2 separate regions of the Homo sapiens genome follow, and region 1 is linked to region 2. Evidence: read pairs that join two places in POLR2A ChIA-PET (ENCODE). Cell type or tissue: MCF 10A. All regions are shown on one strand. Each heading gives the region's core, and the rest is flanking DNA. Links, peaks and the distances in the headings are about the cores only. Region 1 overlaps UBE2B (ubiquitin conjugating enzyme E2 B). Region 2 has its middle 32 kb from the start of LINC02999.

What was found. Peaks named below come from ENCODE experiments on the same cell type or tissue, not always from the same donor. Only the 100,000 strongest peaks of a DNase experiment are listed, where the experiment ranks them.
Region 1: POLR2A ChIA-PET joins it to region 2 with 10 read pairs; 10 of 35 experiments call an interaction of 5 or more read pairs at or near these places.

Annotation. Positions count from the first base shown.
Region 1 is chr5:134,389,934-134,395,307 of GRCh38, reverse strand. UBE2B (ubiquitin conjugating enzyme E2 B) reads right to left here. Exons shown (of 6, transcript NM_003337.4): 6 at 3,200-5,083. The coding sequence ends at 4,955. Among named protein-coding and RNA genes, the nearest start is that of CDKN2AIPNL, 19 kb to the left of the region's middle. In MCF 10A, for the core only: no CTCF peak of the experiment used is centred there; no DNase peak of the experiment used is centred there.
Region 2 is chr5:134,464,546-134,469,919 of GRCh38, reverse strand. No RefSeq gene overlaps it. Among named protein-coding and RNA genes, the nearest start is that of LINC02999, 32 kb to the right of the region's middle. In MCF 10A, for the core only: no CTCF peak of the experiment used is centred there; DNase peaks (open chromatin) are centred at 3,259, 3,969 and 4,449.

The DNA of each region.
Region 1 (5,374 bases), core at 65-5,064, 74 kb after region 2:
CTGGCTAATTTTTTATTTTACTAGGGATGGGGTTTCGCCATGTTGCCCAGGCTGGTCTCCAACTCCTGACCTCTGGTGATCCACCCGCCTCGGCCTCCCAAAGTGCTAGGATTACAGGCATGAGCCACCGCACCCAGCCCCCTTTGCTCTTAAGGGGATCTGCCTCAAGTGCTTTTATGTTTGCATTTTGGCAGTCTTAAAGACACAGTAGAGAACAACTCTTGCATTCCAGAAGAATGACTAAATTGTTCAGGTTGATGGAACCCCAGGGGATCTTTTCAGAGACAGGCTTTGATTCCCTTTACAGGAGTTCCCAGCCCAGTGGCACTTTATGAATCTGTCTTCCAAGTAAGACTTCAGAGGAGCCAACCTCCCCTAAAAGACTACAGAAGGATCATACTTGTAACCAAGACTGTTACTATTATATGAAGACTTTCTCTAATTGGCTTTGCTTTCTCTAGGCAGAGCCCACTCTATTATATATTAGAGTCTTCTCAAATATATTAATCCACAAGTCACTGATGAACAAAAGCAACATGTGGCCAAGCTTTAGCATTTACTTCCCAAAAGATTTCATATGCAAGTTTCTCACACAAGTCTGAATCTTACATATGCCAAAGAGAACTCTGGAGCCCAAGTTCTTCCAAAGTTCTTGATTTCAGCCATCAAGGAACTAATGTTGAGCTGTGGAGCAGTCAGATAACCAACAGGGTTTGTAATGTGCACAGCTCATTCATCTTTTTGGCTCAACTAAAAATTCCTAGGCCATCCTGTGAACACAAGAAGCCCTGAAAGCTCAAGATATTTCTGACAAAATTGTTTTTAAAAAAAGCTGTAGTGATGGTGAGGAGAATTCACTGAAGGAAGAATGGCACACATTTAATTGTGTCTTCTTTGTTGAAACGATAAAGAAAAAGTCCTTTCAACAATAAAATTTAGTTTCTAATATCTTTGCTGTCATATGCTAGAATGACTGATGATAACTAATCTTTCCCCCATCTGGTAACAGTTCATTCCCCCCTAACTAGATGGGAACTAAAGTAATAGAGCTACCATCTTGGCATAAGGCCTCTGTCCTATGGATAATTTCATTTACCGCGAACAGCTTTCCAACTATTCACTTTTCTGTTTAAATACATGATTCTCACATAACTCAGATTCCACTTGGACTCTACATTGTTGAATGCAATGGAAAAGAACTGTCATAAACACCATCAAGACTCCAAAATTTGATCCCTACCTCTTAAAACCTGGGAGAATTGAAATATGAAACACCTTAGACATAACTCTGAAGTGTAATATGATCCTCAGGGTTATCTCTTAAAGAATACTAAATGAATAAACTAAGTAGGCAGTTAACTTTGTTTAATGAGCATTAAACAAACTGTTAATAATACCACACCTTTAATAACTTACTTCTCCGCTATCTTCCACCTACATGAGTGTGAATTTAGAGCTGTGGAGCAGTCAGATAACCAACAAGGTTTGTAATGGGCACAGCTCATTCATCTTTTTGGCTCAACTAAAAATTCCCAGGCCATTCTGTGAACACAAGAAACATGGAAAGTTATTCATATTAATGAAACTTGGTGTGGGGGGTGGGTGGAGGAGAGAAATCCTACAGACTCAAGGATATTTCCAGGAAGGGGAAAAATGTGGCTTATTGATAAGTCAGTCCTTTATATAGAAACCAGAAAATGTTCCTAAAGTCAGTGGAAAATGGTAGTCAAGAAAACCCTTTCAGCTGAGTGCAGTGGCTCATGCCTGTAATCCCAGTGCTTTGGGAGGCCGAGGCAGGATGATCAGTTGAGCTCAGGACTTTGAGACCAGCCTGGCCAACATAGTGAGACATTGTCTCTACAAAAGTAAAAAAATTAGCCAGGCATGGTGGCATGCATCTGTAGTCTCAGCTACTCAGGAGGTTGAGGTGGTAGGACCGCTTAAGCCTGGGAGGTTGAGACTGCAGTGAGCCGCCTGGAGCCACTGGACTCCAGCCTGGGAAACAGAGCAAGACCTTGTCTCGGAAAAAAAAGGAAACCTTTTCATTGGAGTAGACACAAGTCTGTATAAAACTAAATCAGTTAAAAGTATTTCCACAAATTTGGATGTTGAAGTTCTGCAGAATTTCTAAAACCAATCTCAACCTCTTAAAAGATAGCACATTTCTGGGTAAGACCACATAGGGTTCAAATCCCAGTTCTATGACTTACTGGCTGGTTGATCTTGAGCAAGTCACTTCATCTGTCTATCTGTGGCTAGTTTCATTATCATCTTTTTTTTTTTTTTTGAGCCAGAGTCTCACTCTTATTGCCTAGGCTGGAGTGCAGTGGTGAGGTCTCGGCTCACTGCAACCTCTGCCTCCCAGGTTCAAGTGGTTCGCCTGCCTCAGCCTCCCGAGTAGCTGGGATTACAGGCACCTGCCACCACGCCTGGCTAATTTTTGTATTATTAGTAGAGACGGGGGGTTTCACCATGTTGGCCAGGCTGGTCTTGAACTCCTGAACTCAGGTGATCCGCCCACCTCAGCCTGCCAAAGTGCTGGGATTACAGGCATGAGCCACCGTATTTGTGAATTTGAAATGAAATAATATATGTTAAAAGTGCTTAGAATAGTGCCTTTCACAGATTATTCTGTGCTGGGGTATTGTTACAGGGAATTGTATCACACATGCATTTAAACTTTTTAACATGAATCCATCAATATAACTTTGTACCAACATAAACATTTTAGTTCTAGCTTCTTGCCCTACCATACATTTATGAAACTGACCTAGAGTTTAAAGTAAACACTTTTTGTATGACTCAACCTTGTAAATCGAAGGTTTATATCTGGTACTTAACCAAAGAAATAGGAATCTGTTCCAAGGCTGCAGAAAAAAGTGAGGAGTTATGTATAGATTGAACCTTCTTAAGGATTTTCTCGAAAAGGAATGTGGATGCTATGAGTTTTATGCATATGTTGAATTTTGGAGTTAGAACTCACTGACCTCCCTGTAAAGTAACATGTAACTTCTTTATAATTATCTACCAATACTTGAAATTTTCCTGTTTTAAACTGGGAAAGGCAAAAACAGGTCAAGGATAAAAATGGATGTTGAAATAGTAACCAAATAGCATTTAATGAAATAAGAGGGCAGACCCTCATAGCTACTGTATATTTAATCTAGGAGTTACTGGAGTGAATGTCTATAGTTTGTTTTGGAGCTAAACTATAAAAGCACCACACAATTAAAGCATCTTTTTGGGAGCCACGATTCCAGTGAGTGAATTCCCATTTGTATCAAAGTTCCCTAAGATCATACACTTACCTCAGAATTTGCCAAGTAATAGCTTTTATTTTTAAAGACAGGGTATTGCTCTGTCACCCAGGCTGGAGTGCAATGGCATAATCACAGCTCACTGCAGCCTCAACCTCCTAGGCATAAGCTATTCTGCCACCTCAGCCTCCTAAGTAGCTGAGACTACAGGCAAGTGCCACTATGCCCAACTAATTTTTTAAAAAATTTAAAGTAGAGAAAAGTCTTATTATGTTGCCCTGGCTGGTCTCAAAGTCCTGGCCTCAAGTGATCCTCCCGCCTTTGCCTCCCAAAGTGCTGGGACTACAGGTGGGAGCCACCTGGCCCAGCCTATAAGCATTTATCCAATCAATGTTAAACGTTGCATAATGAATAGAAGCTGTAGATATTGCCATACTGTAATCCAATTTTATGGATATGAGAAGAAACTCTTGGGGTTACTAAAATAGCTGTTTTAACTACTAGAGAGACTACACAGGTGGTTCAACAGAATTTACTTGTATATTTTCCATTTTCTATACTATTTGAAGGCATAGGATAGTTTTGTATTAGCTTTCTACAATACTGTGTTTTAAATTTATCCAGTAAACTAAGATGCAGTACAACTTTTATACAACTCAGGAGATTAAAAAAAAAATCTCCACAAGAAGAAGCAACTCAGCAGGCCCTGGCATTAAAACATTTCCCAGAATAAACAGATATGCATTGCATTAAAGGTAATTTTCAAATATTTAAGTTACACCAAGATTTCCCTCCAATATGTGCCTTTCTCAAACCAATGCAACTAATTCATTGCTAATACTGGGGCATGAATTTTTGGCAAATGTTTATGGTTTTACTTTCTTCATTAATCAAAAAATTTTTTAAAGTGCTACCAAGCAGCAAAACAAGTCGCATCAGTTCTCTGCTCATGGCAGAAGTGCCAACTGTGAAATCGCAAAAGGTACAGTTTTAACAGTAAGTAATGCATGAAGAAACTGTAACAAATGGCCTAAATACAGAGTTGGACAGAGTCAAACCAGTTATGTCTAGAATTACTCAATTGAAACTAATAGAGGTACATTCAAAATAAAGTTGGAGATTATAATCGCTATTTAGAATCAAATTTGAAGACTTCCTTGATAAAATATAAGAATGTTCTTTTGAAATTGTAAATGAAACTATCAATAGATGGAGAGCTAGAGACTTATTAACCCCTCCTACACACATAAGGAAATAAGTGACAAAGTCTCTTGCACTGAAGTTATGTATTTTAACAGCTTTACATGTAATATTCATATATAAAAAACTTTAAGTGCTTTTCTCCAATTTAAAAATCTAAAGAATTCAAAAATAAGGCATTCAATATTTGAAAAAAGTACAGATTTACAAAATGTGTATATTCTGTCATGAAAACTCCACACCAACATTATACACTTGGAAAAAAATACAAACAGGATATATTACAAATTTATGCAGCAATAACTTAGTTCACACCATGCAATAAAAAGTACATTAATCAAGATACACAAGCTTTTGTAGGTTCTAAACTGAAGGACTTTTTTCTTTTTTTTCTGCAGAATCCTTAAAACCTGTGGCACTTAAAATTTGTTAGCCTTTCTAATGAGAGGTAAATTATACACAACAATGATGAAAAAGATTAACAGACCAGTTGTCTATTATGAATCATTCCAGCTTTGTTCAACAATGGCCGAAACTCTTTTCTCATATTCTCGTTTGTTTTCCTGATAAAGCTGTGCTGCCTGGCTATTGGCTGGACTGTTAGGATTCGGTTCATCCAGCAGAGACTAGGAGGAAAGAAAAGAAAAAACAGATTTGCATAGTTGTTCTTTATACCAACAGGGGTCAGATATGGAATATATTACAGAAAAGTTATACAAAACAACAAATTACTTCAGAGATTAACATGTCATATAATTTTGGGTCTAAATACTTTTAGAAATGATTTGATAAATACTATGGGGTTTCCTGCTGCTAAGGAACTTAAGCTTCTGAAATAAAGTTCTCAATTGCCTTAAGACCTATAATTTCAGCTGGGTACAGTGGCTTGTGCCTGTAATCCTAACACTTTGGGAGGC
Region 2 (5,374 bases), core at 320-5,319:
AAGTGATCTGCCCACCTTGGCCTCCCAAAGTGCTGGGATTATAGGCGTGAGCCACCACACTTGGCCTGGGTATAGTTTTTTGAGGAGGGGGTGTGATGAAATGTTCTAACATTGATTGTGGTAATGGTTGCACACTCTGAATATTTGAAAAACCATTCAATTGTACACTTTGGATGAATAATATGTGAATTATATCTCAATCAAGCTGTTATTTAAAAAAAAATCTAAAAATGATGAGTTCATGTCCTTTGTAGGGACATGGATGAAATTGGAAATCATCATTCTCAGTAAACTATCGCAAGAACAAAAAACCAAACACCGCATATTCTCACTCATAGGTGGGAATTGAACAATGAGAACACATGGACACAGGAAGGGGAACATCACCCTCTGGGGACTGTTGTGGGGTGGGGAGACAGGGGAGGGATAGCATTGAGAGATATACCTAATGCTAGATGACGAGTTAGTGGGTGCAGTGCACCAGCATGGCACATGTGTACATATGTAACTAACCTGCACATTGTGCACATGTACCCTAAAACTTAAAGTATAATAAAAAAAAAATCTATGGATCTGAAAGCCAGGAGGTTTCTGGTGATGCCAGCCACAGCCATTTCAGCATGATGTAGGGGAACCGGAGAGTAGCAGGCTGAGGAGTACACTGGAGTAAGGAGAAAAGGAAGATACAAGAAGACTCAGGAGGCTCAGCTGGCCACGGAGGCAGAAGTGAGACTTGATGGAAGGGAGGTCCTTATCCTGCAAGCCCCCATAAGACACCATTGCATTCCTTAGCCTGAGATTCAGTGCCTCAAAGAAGCTGGTAAAGCTAACCCCATGGGCCTCTCCAGGCTTCTCTCTGGATGCTGTCCAGACTGGCCAGGTCAATCTTCTTGTCTATACCACTAAAACTTAGTCACTTGCAAGGGCTTACCACATCCCACCTCGTCTTGGAGCTCTTCCCTGGAGATGCCAGCTCCCACTGACCTCTCCCATCTCAGCCTGCTTTTACACTGCATACGAGAGGGCATCACCTTGCCATATTTTACAGCTTCTATATGTAACTCGCAAGCATGCAGAGGATGCAGGCATGTACACACTGCTTTCCCAGACTGTGAGGACAAGGGGACCCAGGCATGGTTCCGGCCTATGCCTATAAAGTCCCTGACTCTTATTCCCACTTGCTCAAGCAGGGACCCTGCAGCCCCGTACATGATATCCCAAGAATTTCTGGGAGCCCCAGGGGATGCTGCAGGTGACTGTTTTTTGTTTGTTTGTTTTTGTTTTTTGAGATGGAGTCTCACTCTGCAGATTGGACTGCAACAGTGCAATCTTGGCTCATTGAAACCTCCACCTCCCAGGTTCAAGTGATTCTCCTGCCTCAGCCTCCCGAGTAGCTGGGATTATAGGCATGAGGCACCGTGCCCGGCCACAATTTTTGGAACAAGTCCAAGAAGGTACCATGTCTACAGTCTTTCCTCTGCTGCTCTTCTGGTCATCCTCTGCCTCCCAGCTGAGGTGCAGGACTTGCTGGCGCTGGAGGCATTTTGTCAGAAGGGTCGCTGAGCAGCTCAGCTTGGGTGCTACTGCCTTGCCAAGTTGGTAATGAGAAAGCCCATGTTTGGGGGCCAGCTTTGTTCTTATGCTTTTTGTAGTCAGATATGAGGCCATATAAGGCTCAGCCGAGGATTTGGCCTAGTGTAGGAACTACACTGAATTCAGCCTCAAGCTGCAGCCCCTGCCACAACCTCTGATCAGTATGTTCTCTGCAGAGACCATGGGATTCCCCAACCATGGCCAGGAATCCCGGACTCACTGAGGCTGAGTTGAGGATCTGATTTAGGGAGCCTGAGATTGCCTGGGGTCTGGGACCCAGAACCTTGAGAAGTCTGCCAGACTTGATTCATTTAACATTTTCTTATACCACTGCCCTTGATCCAGGTGTGTCCAGGCTGGCCTCCTTTTGAGGAAATGATGATTGAACCTGGGTTTCTGGGAAGAGCCATGTTTTCTTTGGTGTCTACATGTATCCACTCATTCCACCTGAGCTAGAGCCAGCAAGTAAGAAGTACTTATCAATCCTTGGGTTCCAATGTTTTCAGAAGAGCACAAGTCCCATGAGGCTAGGGTTAAGGTGTGAGGAAGCCTTCTGAATACCCTATTCCCTCTTTTAAGATGCTCATTAATTAGCATATGAAATAAAAGTTTTGATAAAGCCTGGAGTATATGGTGTTTAGCTTTTTCTTTTTTTTCCTTTTTTTTTTTTTGAGACATGGTTTCACTCTGTGAGCTGAAGTGCAGTAGCACAATCATAGCTCACTGCAGCCTCAACCTGGGCCCAGGCTTAAGTGAGCCTCCCACCCCAGGCTCCTGAGTAACTGGGACCACAGATGTGCGCGGCCACACCCAGCTAATTTTTAAAATTTTTGTAGAGATTGGGTTTCACCATGTTGCCCAGGCTGGTCTCAAACTCTTGGGCTCAAGTAATCCTCCCGCCTCGGCCTCCCAAAATGCTGGGATTGCAGGCTTTCTTGAAGAGTGTTTGCCAAATACATTTGCCCCCAGGACCCTTTTTTGTTCACCCCACCCACGATCACTCAGGAGCACATTTTGGGAAATGCTCACCCCTACAATAAAGTCCAGAATCTGTAGCTGGCACTCTGGCCCCAGCCTACGAGTCTCAGCCAACCCATCTCCTCTCCTCCCAAAGGAACTCCTCTCCATATCTTAAAAGGCATAGCCCACAGCTGCCTCCACCTGCTGGGGTGCCAGTGTCCCGGGGCCACCCGTGTCCTCTCCCCACCTCCTAACCACAGCTCCTGCTTCTAACAGTGTCCTTGAGTATCCCTGGATGCCTGTCCTCCCTCATCCCCTTTTTGAGGGCATTCCTGCATCTCTGAATTGCCATCGTGAGGCCATGGAACACCACATTTGGCAACAAGCCAAGGGGACAGGCCTGGCCAATGAAGAGCTCTCGGAACCTGAGGCCCCACTCTCAGCTTCCCTACCCCGCGGGGACTCTGCCTCAGGCAGCAGAAGAGCAAGAGACAGGATTGGAGATGGAGACGGGGGTGGGGCGACAATCCAGCACCGGCACCTCCCACAGGCGGGGACCAGAGGCTGCCCTCTTCGCTGAGCCGGGCACTGGGTGAATGAATGATCAATGACAGTTCTTAGAAGCTCCCTCCTTTGCTACCCCCACCCCTCGCCCCAATCCCAGGCACATTCCCCACTAGGGAATTGGCCACATCCCAAGTCAGACACATCCTGGCTACAGCTGGCTCTGGGCCGGGCACCCCCGGGGCAGCCGGGCAGGGCGGGGTGTCCTGGAGAGCCGCGGATGGGCCTCACACCCAGGCTGGGCCAGGACACCCCGTCCTTGGCCGAGGCCCAAACCGGCTCTGTTTACAGAATCTGTCAGCTCTGTTTCCCCCTCCCCCACCCACCACTTCCCCTAGAGTCCTGGGGGCTGGGAAAGGTGCAGGCGGGGCCTGAGGGAGCTTAGGCGGCTGCCAAATCCCTGCGGCCCCATCAGCCCCTCTCCCCATCTTGGCTCCTAAGATCTATCCGCCCCAGTTCTCCAGTCTTCTGGTTTCCTCTTCAAAGCGTCGGGTGGCACTCCACCCCTGGGGAATGTGCATTTTGAGACAGATCTGGAGAAACAATCCTTACCCCCAAGGAAAATTTAGCTAACGGTGGAAAGATAGGCACCGTGCCGCCAGGGGCCCACAAGCTCGGGCTTTCTGGAACTGCTCCAGCCAGCCAGGAAGGAGACCTCCCTCCTTCCCTGGGACCCCAAGCCGATGGGCCCCTGGGAGTATTTCCAGAACTGCTGGAGGAACTTGGCGCAAGTTAGGTGTAGCCTGGCAGGCGGGCTGAGGGCTTTCGGGAGCAGCGAAGTCCGGAGATAAGGCCAACCGCTTGCAGGGCCGCCGTGACTCAGCTCCCGCCGGCCGCAAGGAAGCTCCGCGGCCCCCTCGGAGCAGGACGAGGAGGAGGGGCGATGGGCAGAGGCGGAGCCTGGGACGCCCCGCCCCCCGCTCCGGGAAGGACGACCCACCACACCCAGCTTCCCAGAGGCGCCCGGATTTCCCACGGGTTTCCCCGCTTGCTGTATATAATAACAAAGGCTGGCACTTTCTGAGCGCTCGCTCTGTGCTAGGCACTTCACAGGTCACTTGTTTGTTATCCCCAACAAGCCTCAGAAGCAGGTGCCATATGACCTCCACTTACAGACAAGGAAACAGGCTCTGAGAGGCCAAGTGACTTGCACAAGGTCACACGGCTACTGAGTGGTGGGGGCTGCAGCTTCCAAGCGCCCAGACCCCTCCTGCCCCTTCCCAGCCCCTATGTCCCGCTTTGAGAGGGGCCAGTGGGTCTCCTGGTGGTACCTTACTGGGCAAAACCAAGAACCTGGACATCTCCTGGCCTGGGAGCTAACTCAATGCAAGTATGTCATTTGGAGGCAAGTCCAGTCTGGTTTTAGGTGATGGCAAAGTTCCCAGCTCTAAGCTCCCCTTGACCTCCACTCTGAGGGAAACTCTTGGGCACAAGGATGGCCCCCTGACCCTCCTCCAGAATACTGCCCACACCAACACCCAGCCCTGCCCTCTGGAGGGATGAGTCTCCATCCAGAAAGCCCCTGGCTTGCTCACAAGTTAGCCCCTGAAACCTGCGGACTTGACAAGTGAGCAACAGCAGGCCCTCGTCGCTGCCACTGCCACTGGCTGGCCCCTGCCCATAGGTCAGTGCCAGGACAATGCTACAGAAAGCCAGTCTGAGCCCCAGGAGGGGTCAAGGAGCAAAGGGCAACCTGCACCCTAGGGCTGCTCTGCAAGGTAGTGAGCTGTCTGTCGTTTGGGGTGGGGGAGCACCTATGAAAGAAACAATTCAAAAAGAGGGGAGGATGAGATAACCTTTCAAACGCCAAACTCCTCTCTTCTATGAGGCAGGCAGTATACAAGTGAGTGGCTTATCTGACAACTGCTTAGATGGAAACTTTCCACTTTGGGAGGCCAAGGTGAGAGCGTTGCTGGAAGCCAGGAGTTTGAAACCATCCTGGGCAACAAAGCAAGACCCTGTCTCTGCAAAAAATTTAAAAATTAGCCAAGGCTGGACATGGTGGCTCACTCCTGTAATCCCAGCACTTTGGGAGGCCAAGGCAGGCAGATAACTTGAGGTCAGGAGTTTGAAACCAGCTTGGCCAACATGGTGAAACCCCATCTCTACTAAAAATACAATTAGCAGGGTGTGGTGATGCACACCTGTAATCCCAGCTGCTCCGGAGGCTGAGGCAGGAGAATTGCTTGAACCCAGGAGGCGGAGATTGCAGTGAGCCGAGATTGTGCCATGCCAGCCCGGGCAACAGAGCGAGACT